Linked DNA regions of Mus musculus: region 1 is linked to region 2. Evidence: chromatin loops called from intact Hi-C (ENCODE). Cell type or tissue: heart. All regions are shown on one strand. Each heading gives the region's core, and the rest is flanking DNA. Links, peaks and the distances in the headings are about the cores only.

What was found. Hi-C counts contacts between places; a loop is a spot of excess contacts. Peaks named below come from ENCODE experiments on the same cell type or tissue, not always from the same donor. Only the 100,000 strongest peaks of a DNase experiment are listed, where the experiment ranks them.
Region 1: a loop joins it to region 2, with 2.7 times the contacts of the local background. A loop is called at or near these places in 4 of 42 quality-filtered maps.

The regions. Positions count from the first base shown.
Region 1 is chr5:149,272,129-149,278,868 of GRCm38, reverse strand. Alox5ap (arachidonate 5-lipoxygenase activating protein) reads right to left here. Exons shown (of 5, transcript NM_009663.2): 2 at 6,389-6,488. Among named protein-coding and RNA genes, the nearest start is that of Alox5ap, 10 kb to the right of the region's middle. In heart, for the core only: a CTCF peak has its summit at 3,578 (motif pointing left); a DNase peak (open chromatin) is centred at 3,858.
Region 2 is chr5:149,059,008-149,065,747 of GRCm38, reverse strand. No RefSeq gene overlaps it. Among named protein-coding and RNA genes, the nearest start is that of Gm30078, 5.4 kb to the left of the region's middle. In heart, for the core only: a CTCF peak has its summit at 2,767 (motif pointing left); no DNase peak of the experiment used is centred there; H3K27ac peaks cover 138 bases.

The sequences.
Region 1 (6,740 bases), core at 2,481-4,980, 210 kb before region 2:
TTACAGGAGAGATCCCACATTCCTGCCACTGAACTAGATGACTCTGGGTTTGCTTTAGCTACGGTAACATGTAGCCACCAACTCAGTGGTTTAAGACAGGACAAATGCATTGAGTTACCATTCCAGAAGCCAGAGTCTGAAATGAATCTCCCTGAGCTACCATACAGGTGTGGCCAGGTCCGCATCCTCTCTGAAGCTCAAGTGGGTAAAGGGGTATTCCCTTGATTCTCCAGACTCCGGGATCCCAGTATTCCTTGGCTGCTGCCCTGTTCTGATCTCAAAGCCCAGGATGGCCAATGAGCCTTTCTAACGTCAAACCTTTCTCCTTCTTGTTTAAAAGATTTTATTTGTGGGGCTGGAGAAAAGGTTCAGTAGTTCAGAGCACACGATGTTCTTCTAGGAAGCCCAGCCTTAGATCCTAGTATTCATCTCTGTTGGCTCACGACCACTGTAACTCCAGCTCCAGGGAATATATCACCCTCTTCTGGCATCTTTGGGTACCTACATCCACATGATACACACTCACATACACACACACACACACACACACACACACACACACACACACACACACACACAGAGTGAGAGTGAGAGAGAGAGAGAGAGAACTGACTCAAATGAGATTTTTTTCAAAGCTAATCTGAATTTTTCCACATAATGAAATTACAGTCTCCTAGGAAGAGGTTAGGTAGGGGCTGTTATTCTGCCTACTGTAATTACAATCCTATTCGGATGAGACACCAAGGCCTACAGCAGCTGAATAACTCTCTAGGGTTCTCCCTATTCCCCCACCCCCCACCCCCGGTTAGGGATGGGGACTGAGGAAGGCCAGAATTCACACCTGCCAGTCTAGTCTCCAAACCCCTGAGAGATCTTTCACTGTGTAAACAGTAAGTGTCCTTGGGTGCAGCCTAGTCCTTCCACTGAATGAAACAAATATGTAAATATGTAGATATGCAAATTCACAAATATGTAAATACGCAAAAGCAACAGAACAAACCTATGAGAAGTGTTTGGGGAGCAACATGAGACTGTGTGAAGAACGGCTGATTGGCTCCGTCTTTGTCCTTGGCAAGACTTTAACAAAGCTATTTCTCTGGGTGGGTTCAGTTTCCTCACTCACTAAACGAAGGGTGTGGCAGCAACTGTGCCTCTCTGAGGCTAAGTCAGTGGTGTAAAGCAGAGGTTCCCAGGTGGGCCCCATCCCAGCAACACCCACGGCATCTGAGGGCTTACTGGATGCTCAAATGCCTGTGCTACCTCAATGTGTGGTGTTAGAAACTGGGCAAGGACCACAGCAACCTAGGCCTCAGCAAGCATTCCAGGTGGTTCAGTACATGATGCAATCCTAGAGCCATTGGTAAACAGGGTTTGGAGCTATACATTTAAAAGCCAAAATGCAATGTTCAGGCTGCTTCTTGCTAGGGTCTCATGTCTCAGAGCCAATAAGAAGTCAGCTCTTTTGAGGATGGGTACAGTAACCCCATATAGTTCGTATATTGCATATTGGCATATGTTAAATGTTGATCCCCCCAGAAAGCAGTGCTAAAAATACTTCAGTACACAAAGCAGAACCCTGCTGGCCTTATGGGGTCTGGCAGTCTGGATCCACACAAGTTCCATAGGTCTAACGGACACAGACTTCCAAAGGGCAGGAGGTCCTTACACGTGGCCCGTTTACAGTTCCTTACCTAGTAAACGGGTCCAAAACGCTCCCAGTGATAAGGCTGTCTCCCTGCTTCAGCCTGGTTCTTTTGTTTGTTTTGAAGTTGTGGTTTGGGGGAGGGGGAGGTGCGTGTCCACGTGCACATGTGTGCACACGTGCATGCGAGCAGCTATGTGTGGAGGACAGAGGTTGATGTCCTGTGTCTTCCTCCATCACCCCCCACCTTATTTTTTTTTGAGACAGGGTCTCATTGAATGTGGAGCTTGTCCATTAAGCCTCCCCAGTGTGAGGCTACAAGCTCTAACCACTACCCCTGGCTTTCTTCTCTTTTCTTTGCTTGTCCATTCACGTGATGGCTGAGGATTGAACTTCAGCCCACGGCAAGCACTTATTGCTTGAGTCATCTCTATAGCCCTTGAAGTGGTCATTTTGGCTAGGTAATGAAAGGAAGGGGGTCCCTAGCTGCCCAAGAGTCTGTACCTTAGAGAGAAACACCCAGTGACTAGAGTAGGCTCTCCACTGTCCTGCCTGTATTTTTGTCACCTTCTTCCAAATGAAACATGTTCTGTGTAGAGCTGGTATATCTGAATGAAACTTCCCCCCAAATATTACTATTACATTTCTTTTCCGTTTGAATAGATTTGTATCTTTCCTATTCTTCTTCAAAACAAAACTGGCAAACCCATCTCGACTCTCGCTTCGAGGCCTAACCAGGATCTGCTCAGCTGGTCTTGCGGTAAATCGCCACGCTGTATTCAAGCTGAAGTGCCAGGATCTGCCTGTTTTGTAGAGAGACCGAGGCTACCTTCTCTTTCCTCCCCCCCCCCCAACCTTTGTAAATATAATAGAGGAACAATTTAAAATTCTGTTAGTTTGTTTGGATTAAGTTAAGGTAACGAAATACCAGGACACCGTTGACATACTATCGACACCAGCCAATAGGCTCCTTGCAGACTTAAAATTACTATACCCTTTTCATTACTACACCCTGCTTGAAAAGTGAGCTCCCAGTGGACACCAAGAGGGGCTGGAGTATTGTGACATTAGCGTGACGTTTCTCAGACTGTGTACTGACAAAAAAAGTGAGGAGGAAGGGGGAGCCACTGTGGTTAATTATGACACCCCCTCGTGGTGAGGTAGACGGTCTTTAGCATGTTGGAGCGTCTCGGGTACCACAGGAAGCACTTCCTTCCTGCTGTAACATTGGTTAATGACCCATGAACTTGGAATCTCGGAACACACTTCAGGGAATTACACATCTCTGAACACCTGTCTCAGCTCACACCTACACTTATCCATACTCACAAGGAAGAGCCTGCCGTCAACTAACCAAACTTTGACACAGGCTCACTAGCTGAGCTTATGTGCCAAGACCAGAGGCACTGAACTACATTCTCTGCACTGAAAGAGTCAAGGTCCAGCCTAGAGCAAGACAGGTGGTCAGACAGGCTGTTAGTCAAGGGTGTCTGACCTGCTGAACTGCACTGATGTTGGCTAGGGCATCTGTTAAGCCCGGCCTCTCAAGCTAGCTATATCCCGTGAAGGTCATAGCTCATGCTAAAAATAACACACCTTGGGCTTTTATGTTCATCAGTAGATATCACTTGACTTTCATAGCCAAGATTTCAAAATATTCATGATCCTACCAAAATCTGGGTTTTACAGCTTATGACAGATATGTTTGTGGGGTAAGTTGTGTACAGTACTGTCATTCTGTAAGAACAGGTACAACTTCACATCTTAAGTTTTAAATAGTAGGATTAAATGCATGCTTTTGGGATAAGGAAATGTCTTAGGGGTTAAGAGCACTGGCTGCTCTTGCAGAGGACCTAGGTTTAGGTCCCAGCACCTACGTGAGGCTTACAAGCCTCTGATAAGTTCAGATCCAGTGAGCTGACTCCCTCTTGTGGTCTGCATAGGCACTGCACACACATGGTGCACAGACATGCATGCAGGCAAGGCATTCATGAACATAAAATAAAAATAATTGACTATTTAAATAATCCTTTTTGTTGTTGTTGTTCCTCCACCTCTTCTTGACTCTTCTAGAGGGCCCTGGAGGAAAGACTGTTGCTGTGGCTTTCTGTTAGAATATCATCACCGCCTTCCTGGTGTTCTCCAGGCATAGGCAGACAGCCAGTATCCGGCTACACAGATCTCCAGCCTCTTGCGCAGCCTCCATGGGCGTGGCCAAGTGCTTGTCGACTGAAGGAGGAAGCGGTCCTCAACAGAACCACAGCAGTGTCTGAGCAATCCCTATCTGATCGAAAACTCTCTTCCCTTCGCCAACCTCTCCACACACGACTTCCCTATCTGCTTATTCTCCTTCACCTCACAAGGCTGAGTGATGAAGACTCGTGGATTTTGAAAACTGGGCTACAAGCCAGGCAGTGGTGGCACACGCCTTTAATCCCAACACTGGGGAGGCAGAGGCAGGCAGATCTCTGTGAGTTTGAGGACAGTTACAAAGTCCTCATGGTCAGTTCCCCGAAACACAACAATCACTCAGCGCTAACCTAGCACATCTTCTTACCCTTGGAACCCCCACACCATCATAGAATTTCTAAACCACTCCCACAGGCCATGCAGCTCAACCACCAGCCTTAGATACTTCTGCAATTTGGAGGCCAGCAGCCAGAGGAACCCTGGGTTTGTAGAAACAAAGTTTTTTTCTCTCCTGGGGGCAAGTGACAGACGTGAGATAGCGACAACCTGGCATAAGTGATACACATCTGGAATCCCAGGGCTGAGTAAGGCACAGGCAAGAGGACCACACATCTGAGGTTAGCCTGGCCTACACAGAGAAACTATGTGGAAAGAAAGAAAGAAAGAAAGAAAGAAAGAAAGAAAGAAAGAAAGAAAGAAAGAAAGAAAGAAAGAAAGAAAGAAAGAAAGAAAGGGGGAGAGAGAGAGGAGAGGAGAGGAGAGGAGAGGAGAGGAGAGGAGAGGAGAGGAGAGGAGAGGAGAGGAGAGGAGAGGAGAGGAGAGGAGAGGAGAGGAGAGGAGAGGAGAGGAGAGGAAAGGAGAGGAAAGGAAAGGAAAGGAAAGGAAAGGAAAGGAAAGGAAAGGAAAGGAAAGGAAAGGAAAGGAAAGGAAAGGAAAGGAAAGATCACCCAGGGTTGCTTCATTCACTGCCCATTGCCAGTATGGTGGAAACTCAGCTTCTAAGAATGTGCATGTGGGCAGGGGGTGGGGAGTGGGGACAACACACAGGCGGGTGGAGGGGTGGAGTCCATAAAATCTCAGGGTCACTGTGAGAAAGTAATCATCTGCACAGAGGGACACTACTCACCCCCCGCTGCTGGAGTCTGTGGTGGTTTTCTTTGAGCAATTTTGTCCCCAACCCTGATCAGAGATATCTTCATATCTCCCGCTCATGACATTTCCCAGGGACCCTTTTGTGTTATCTCCACAGAAGGATGATGCAAATACATTGGTGACAACCTACATAGTCATCTCCCTCTTCTTCTTCTTCTTCTTCGGATGGATTTATAATGCCTCTTAAAGTCTTTGAATGCCTTAGATTGACATTGACAATTAGGGAAGCCAAGCTCTAGATGGTAACAAAGAAATCTCCCTGTGGACCCTGCAGCAAAGGATGCCCTTAAGCTGGTAGGAGTATCTGCTAAGGAAGAGTGGGCAGGTGGGATGGAAAGTGAACATCCAGGGATGATCTGAAGAGGTTCCTAGGATGGTTGTGAGTGTTCCAGATGAGGCGTGCATCAATTTATAAGCTTAAGGACAAAAGGAGCCCCAGCTGGGGAACCTCAATGGAGAAGACCCTACCTGGGATGTACACATGCCCTACACCTCACAGAGAGAGTCTCTATGAGAAGTCATGCTCGCCTGAGAGCTCTGTCTCATCCTCATCCCTCAATCCCTTCAGTCCACAGGGAGCAAAGGGTAGCTGAGTGGGAGCCCCACTGGCTGCTCACACATCTGGAAGGGGCCTCAAGGGCTTTCTGAGTTTCCTAGAGAAACTCTCTGAGTTTGGTCCAATTGTCGGTGGCCATGATTTCCCCCCTTGAAAGTACCTTAGGAAGAATCAAATTCACTCCTGAGGTTGGAACTGACACCCACTCTCAAGGTAGCCCTCTATCAAAGCGGGGAGCCTGTCCTTCTGACTAACGGCAGGTATGCCTAGCTGACCCCAAGATGACTTAAAGGACAATCATGTTTGATTCATGTCACTTCAGGTTTGCAAGCCAAGTAGAACTCCACAAACCTCTTTCCAGAGCCACTCATGTGTCTCCCAACAGCTCTTCTATTCAAAAGTCAAGGCAAGAGGGCAGGGGACTTGCTCAGAGCCTCCGCCTTTCTGTCCTCGGTTTGATTGCTCAAGGGGCCCCCCTGTTATGAAACTCAGTGACGTCATCCAGACCACCACTGGACAAGCCCAGGGTGGTGTGTGGAAGACACTTCTTGAGCTGCTGTGTGAACATCTGGCTTGAGTTGAAGGGCTTCAACACCCACAGGAAACTGGTCAGTGCAGGCACTAAAGGCTGCCAGGGCGTTACTGGATCATAGAGACCACACCTCCCCTCCCCCATCACACTTCCTTCCTCTAAGACTAGGGAGCACCAAGATGAGGAAGGGCATCCAGCAGCCTGCCTCCTGAACACTCTGCAGGTTGGCAGAGGCAGATATTGCATGGGGGATAGTCTCATTCCGCCATGCCCATGTCCCCACCATTATTTTAGCAGCACCGGAGTTTAAACTCACTTGGCAGTGTAGACCCGCTCAAAGGCAAGAGTCCCGGTCCTCTGGAAGCTTCTCCCATTATGCGCCTTGCTTTCATGCTCCACCTTGTGGGCAAAGAACGCTGAGAGAGAGAGAGAGAGAGAGAGAGAGAGAGAGAGAGAGAGAGAGAGATCATTCTTTAACTGTTTTGCTAAAACATTGTAATGCTTCCTGGATTTGCTGTCCAGTCTTCCACATCCTCCCTACCAGAAACGTCACTCACCAAGAATGTTTCAGGCCCCCTCACTGATGCATTTGGTGGCGCGGGAGTGTCACCAATTTGCCTTAAGAAACTCACAGTTGAAAGATATTGACAACCACAGTGGTGGCACAC
Region 2 (6,740 bases), core at 1,679-4,178:
TGTGGCCCCCAAGTAGTAGGGGCGGGGGGTCTACTTCTGTAGCTCAGGCTTGCCTTAAACTTGAATCCCCCAGCCTCAGCTTCCTGTGTGTTGAGGTTTACAGACAAGGGCCACCCCACCTGGTTTAAAAGAAACTCTTGGGTTAAGGAATTTCAGGACTCTAATGGTTCAGCTACCAGAAGTGGGAAGGATCCTGAAATGAGAAGCTTTCAAGTTCAAGGGCAGCCTGGGTGACTCAAAATAAAAACGTTTTTTACTTGGGATTCTACTCAATGTGGTAGAGCCCTTGCCTAACAAGGAAAAGGTCCCTCACACAATCAACTGGGATAGGGAGAGGGAAGAAAAGATGTCAAGACAGAGTCTTGCTTACCGTGAGAAGGCCCTTGGTGTGATTCTCAGAACTACTAATGTAAAAGAGAACAATTCAGAACGCTCGTCATTGGTCATATGAAATACAAACTCCCAAGCCATGAACTCTGCTGTGCACAGAGGCCAGGCAGCAGCATAGAGATGGTGGCATAACGAAGTGGTAGACTTGTGGCAAGAGGCAGCCACTCTCCACTCTCTGTCGCCTTGTCCTACCAGAATGTACGTCTACCTTATGGGACCTCGGGTTTTCTCTCTCTTCTCTTCTTTTCTTTTTCCTTTTTTTCTTTCTGTTTTGTTTTTGGAGACAGGGTGTCTCTAAAAAGCCCTGGCTGTCCTGATGTGTGTCACATGCATCAGGTACCCTCAAGGATCGGAAGAGAGTACCAATGGGGATTGAGACCCAAATGCAGGTGCTTTTCCTGGGCAGTGATACCTCTTAACCGTGGATCCACCCCCTCAGCTCCAAATTCCAACTTTTAAACACATCTTAAACCAAAGGAAGCGTGTTGATCACCTGAGGCCAGGAGGCTGCAAGTTTGCACTGTCTCATCTGACCCTTCATCACATCTCCCCCCCCCCACCCCCGGGGTCATCCCAGCTCTCATGGAAAACCTCCCAATGTATCCCTTCAAAGGGGCTCTCTGAAAATTACTATTTTTGTAGCAAATACATAGATCAAGCACAGCTCTCAGAACTCCAATAGTGAAATTTAAACCTGATGCAGATGAGGGCCATTTTTTTTTCACACAGCGTCAAATACCAGGAGAACAGGGGGGCTTTGGAAGAACTGGCAAGAGGAGATCTTGCTGTCCCAGCTTTGACTGCCTGCTTAAACACTCAGGAGACCTGTTTATTCCTTTTTAAGGAACAGCTTCCTCAAGATGTAATTCACACGCCATACAATTTACCCACTTAGAGTGTACAGCTCTGTGGTCTGGGGCAGAGTCACAGGCTATGCAGCCATTACGATAATCTAATTTTAGAACTCTTCCAGAAGTCTCCCAGAAGAGAACTTCATACCCAGTAGCAGGCACTCCCCTTCCCCAAGAACCCGGCAACCACTGGTTTGCTGCTGTGATTATCCCAAAGCAAAGTGATCGTGTGGTTTGTGCCCTGTCTGTCCTCTTTCACACAAGATATTTTATCCTTCTAGATTGTATTAGACTTCACTCCTCTCTCTCTCCCTCTCTCTCTCTCTCTCTCTCTCTCTCTCTCTCTGTGTGTGTGTGTGTGTGTGTGTGTGTGTGTGTGTGTGTATGTGTATGTGTGTGTGTGTGTACATGTGCACATAGAGGCCAGAGGTCATACCATGTGTGTATGTATGTATGTATGTACACATGGGCACATATAAGGCCAAGGTCTCTTGGATGTTCATCAGAAATGTCCTTGCTTCTGAGGATAGGGACTCTCAATAGCCTTGCTTACTGATTAGGCTTGGCCAGTTAGCCTAGCCAGCCCTAGTCATCCCCCTGTCCCCAGCACTGGGATTGCAAACAGTCTACCAGATCCAGTTTTTTACACTGGAGAACTCTGGCCTTCATCGTTGCATACCAAGGCTCTACTGACGGAGCCATGTCTCCAGCCCTCGTTCTGTTTGACTGCCAGATAACTATGGCAAGCCTGATGGGAGAGGCCGAGAATCCCAGCTACTCAGATGGGCGAGTTAGGAGTTTCGTAAATGCAAGGCTGGCCTCAATAACTTCCTATGTGAAACCTTGTCTCAACAAGCTAATTTTTGTGGGGGGAAGAGGGACAGTTTTGAGACAGGGTAACCCTGACTGTCCTGGAACTCAGTCTGTAGACCAGGCTGGCCTCGAATTCCTAGGTGCTAGGATTAAAGGCATGGGCCACAGGCTGGAGAGATGGCTCAGTGGTTAAGAGCACCAACTGCTCTTCCAGAGGTCCTGAGTTCAAATCCCATCAACCACATGGTGACTCACAACCATCTGGAATGAGATCGGGTGCCCTCTTCTGGTGTGTCTAAAGACAGTGTGTGTGTGTGTGTGTGTGTGTGTGTGTGTGCATAACCTATTTGTCTCAACTTTTTTAAGAGGCTGAGAACAAGCTCAGTGATAGGTCTGTTCCTTCCGCTTGGAAGGGCCTAGGTTCAGCCCCCAGGGAAGAAACAAACAACACAGGCACTGTAGCTCACACTTTTAATCTCAGCATTCTGCAGGCAGAGGCAAATGGATCTCTGTGATTTGAGGCCAGCCTGCTCTACGTAGTGAGCTAAAGTTCAACCAGGCCTTCCTGAAAGCCCTGTCTCAAAAATCAAAAGACATGGCCACTTGGAGTGGCTAGGAACATTTGTTGTCCTTCCTGGGGACCTGCCAGCCACATAATGGCTCACACCCATCTGTAACTCTAGTTCCAGGGGATCCAATGCCCTCTTCTGGCCTCTGAGGGCACCAGATACACATGTGCTGTACAGAAATACATGTAGGTAAAACACCTGAGCATCATAAAGTTTTTTTTAAAAAGATGGGAGTGGGGACACACAAAAATTAAATCTGCTAAAAAAACAAACAAACAAACCTCCAACTGTACTAATATATCACATTTTTATTTATCAGCTCATTAGACGATGGACGGGTGAATTGTATACACCTCAGGGTATATTACAAAAAAACAAAAACAAAACAAAAATCGAACAATAAAAACCACTGCAGTGGCTGATCGTATGCAAGTTATCATGTGGACATAAGCAGTCATGTATTCTAAAAAAAACAAAACAAAACAAAACAAAAAAAACAACAACAACAAAAAACATGTGCTGCACTAGGTCCTGACTGAAATACCTGATAGGAACAAGGGAAGACAGCTTTGTTGTGACTAGCAGTTCAGTGCTTCTGTCTGCCTGTGGGTGGCCTGGCAGAGTCCCCGAGTTCCCAACTAGAGAAACTGAGGCAGAAGTTGCTCACATCCTGAGAGGCTGTGCAGCAGAAAGCATCCTGGGATCAGGAGACAGGCCAGACCCTTCGAAGGCTGGCACCTCAGAGCCTAGTTCCTGGGGCTAGATCCCGCCCCCCAAAACTTCCACAGTCTCCCAACATGGCCTGCCATGAGCTAAGTGACCAGACAAGCAAAACAGGAGCCTGTGGGACCTTTTGGGGGTCAAGCCACAGTGGGGCCCTCTTGATAGGAAAGCTGGTTTGATCTTTTGATGCGATTCTTCAACATTACAAAGAATGAACTTTGACAAATGTATTATTACTTTATGTTTTATTAAAATAAAAATAAAAATTTAACTTTGTTAGGGGTGTGTGTGGGGTGTGTGTGTGTGTGTGTGTGTTGTGTGCGCGCACGCTTGCGCACTCCCGAGATCCCTTGCTCGCCCTCAAAGGTGTGCTGATATAACTTTAGCAGTGCATTGTGTGCAGATCTGAGGACAATGGGCAAGAGTCAGTGCTTCCTTGCACTGTGGGTTCTAGGAACTGAAGACAGAGTCAGACTCACTCAGTGAATGCTTTTACTCAGAAGCCCTTCCCCGACCCTAGGTTACTACTTTATGAGGACTTTTGCTAAGGTCCCTCACCCAAATTTCATGACCACTGGCCTTGGAATAAATGTTAGAAATCAGCCCCACCACTTAGCCTAAGATCAATACTCTCAAGAAGGAAAGACCTGGGACCAGCAAGATGGCTTGTGGATAGAGGTGCTTGCTGCCAAGCCTGATGGCAGGAGTTCGATCCCTGGGACCCCCAGGAAGAAAGAGGACTGACTTGTGCAAGTTGTTCCTTGACCTCCGCATGCATGTACACACACATGTATGAATGAAGAAACGTAATACAGACTTTTTCTTTCTTTAATTCAAGGCCTGATCTTTGCTCTCTTACTAAGCAGTGAAAGGTTCTCCTTTAGGGAAAGTGATAGTATGAATAGCTTTGGTAGCCTTGGGGCTGCCCATGGCTAAGGCCACAGAAGCACGGACCTGGATCAGAAGGGCTCCAGGTGTCCCCACCGCTGACCCTCAGATATCACTCTCTTCTTGACTCAGGTCTGTCTCTGTGGATCCACGTAATGAAACGCCCTTCCTGAGCAAAGGTCTCAGGAAGAGCCAGAGGCCAGTATGTGGGGTTTGGATTGGGGAGTTGGGAATGGAAGGCGAGGCGATTACTTCTAGGCAGGATCTCACAGACTCTGTATGGTTTGGATCTTTTTCCTTCCATCTTTGGGGGTAAGCACTTGAATATATCTAAGTCAGAAAGAGTTCAAAGAAAATATTAAAACTAAGTATGGTGACAAGTGCCTTTAATCTTACTGCTGATGGAATAGGGGTAGGAGGATCGCAAGGGAAGTGGTAGCTAGCCTAGACTACAGAATTCTGTCTCACAAAAGGAAGGATGAAGGGAGTTCATGAAATAAATGTAGTATACTATGATTGACAGATTTACCTAGTGTTTTTAACTTAACAGGTTTCAGGGGTGCAGATAGGGCTTAGTGGTTAAGAGTCCTTACTGAAGCAGGGCTTTGGCTTCCAACACCTACACAGTGGCTCAAACCCATCCATAATTCCAATTCCAGGAGATCCAACATTCTCTTCTAGCCTCATGAGGGGACCAGTCATGAACATGGTACAGAGACATGGATTCACTCAAACACTCATACACATAAAAAAATAGTATTTTCTTTAAAAGAGGTCATAAAGGAGCTGGAGAGATGGCTCAGTAATTAAAAGCACCTGCTGCTCTTCCAGAAGACCCTGGTTCCATTCTAAGCACCCATGTGGTGGCTCACAACGATCTGTAACTCCAGTTCCAGGGTATTCATTGGACATCGGGCAAAACACACACATGTAGAAGCAAGCAGATCTCTGCGTATTCAGGCCCAGCCTAGGAAGTAAGTTCCAGGATGGACAGGCCTACACAGAGAAACTCTGTCTCAAATAAAACAACAACAACAACAACAAAAAGAAATACAGGTAGACAGCAAGCAAGAAGGAAAGAAAGATAAAGAAAGGAAGGAAGGAAGGGAGGGAGGGAGGGGGGAGAAAGAGAGAGAGAGAGAGAGAGAGAGAGAGAGAGAGAGAGAGAGAATCGAGAGAAGTTAAAAAGGAAAGGAATATAAAAATCTTTACTTGGCCAGCAAGGTGTGGAAAGTTTATACTCTTAGCACTTGGGAGTTGGAGGCAGGAGGATCAGGCCTTTAAGGCCAGTCTGCAAACACAAAACAATACCCCACCCCATGTATAAATCTCCCCATACAAGCCCTTTGTTTGTTTGTTTGTTCGGTTAGTTGGTTGGTTGGCTGGCTGGGTTTTCACCGTTTGTCTGTGTAGCCCTGGCTATCCTGGAACTTCCTCTGCAGAGCTGGCTGTCCTGGAACTCAGAGATCTTCTGCCTCCAAGTGCTGAAATTAAAGGTGCGCACCATCACCACTCAAATGCATTTGGATTCTTACATTTGTTTTTATTCAATAATACAGACGGGAAAAGAGTAAAAAAGAAAAAGAAGTTGGCTGGAAAGATGGCTCACAGGGCCCCCAATGGAGGAGCTAGAGAAAGTACTCAAGGAGCTAAAGGGATCTGCAACCCTATAGGTGGAACAACATTATGAACTAACCAGTACCCCGGAGCTCTTAACTCTAGCTGCATATGTATCAAAAGATGGCCTAGTCGGCCATCACTGCAAAGAGAGGCCCATTGGACTTGCAAACTTTATATGCCCCAGTACAGGGGAACGCCAGGGCCAAAAAGGGGGAGTGGGTGGGTAGGGGATTGGGGGGGGGTATGGGGGACCTTTGGGATAGCATTGAAAATGTAAACGAGGAAAATACCTAATAATAATAAAAAAAATATTATGATGCCAAAAAAATACCCATTCTAAGTTTCTAAAATATTTTGGGTTTTACTCCTTTAAAAAAAAAAAAAAGAAAAGAAAAGAAAAAGAAGTTAAACCCTACAACTTCCCGTCCTAATTGTTAGGGCAAGCTCCATTATGTCTTCTTTATTTTCAACCCTCTAATTTTATTTTTGTCTGTATGTGTGATCTCTTGGCTTTTGTTAATTTTCCGAAATAATGTATGTAGTAGTCAGTGTCAAACTTGGGATCCTCCTGCCTCAGCCTCCCCAGAGTGGGTCTGTAGATGTCTATGCCCCGTGGGAACTTCAGCGTGTTTGCTTCATGCTGTATTCTGGCTCACTGTTCACTCAGTTTCAGAAAGGGACAAAGAAAACAAAAGATCACTGACCTGCTTCAGGACCCATTCCTTCAGAGAGTAACCAGCCTGCAGCTAATGGAGCCACTTAGTCCTATGTCTGAATTCTGCCTTTTTTCCACCCTCGTAACTATTAGATTTCCAAAGGTTGTTGGGAACTATCTCTATACAGCCCCAGTTACCCTGGAACTCATTCTGTAGACCCGGAAGACTAG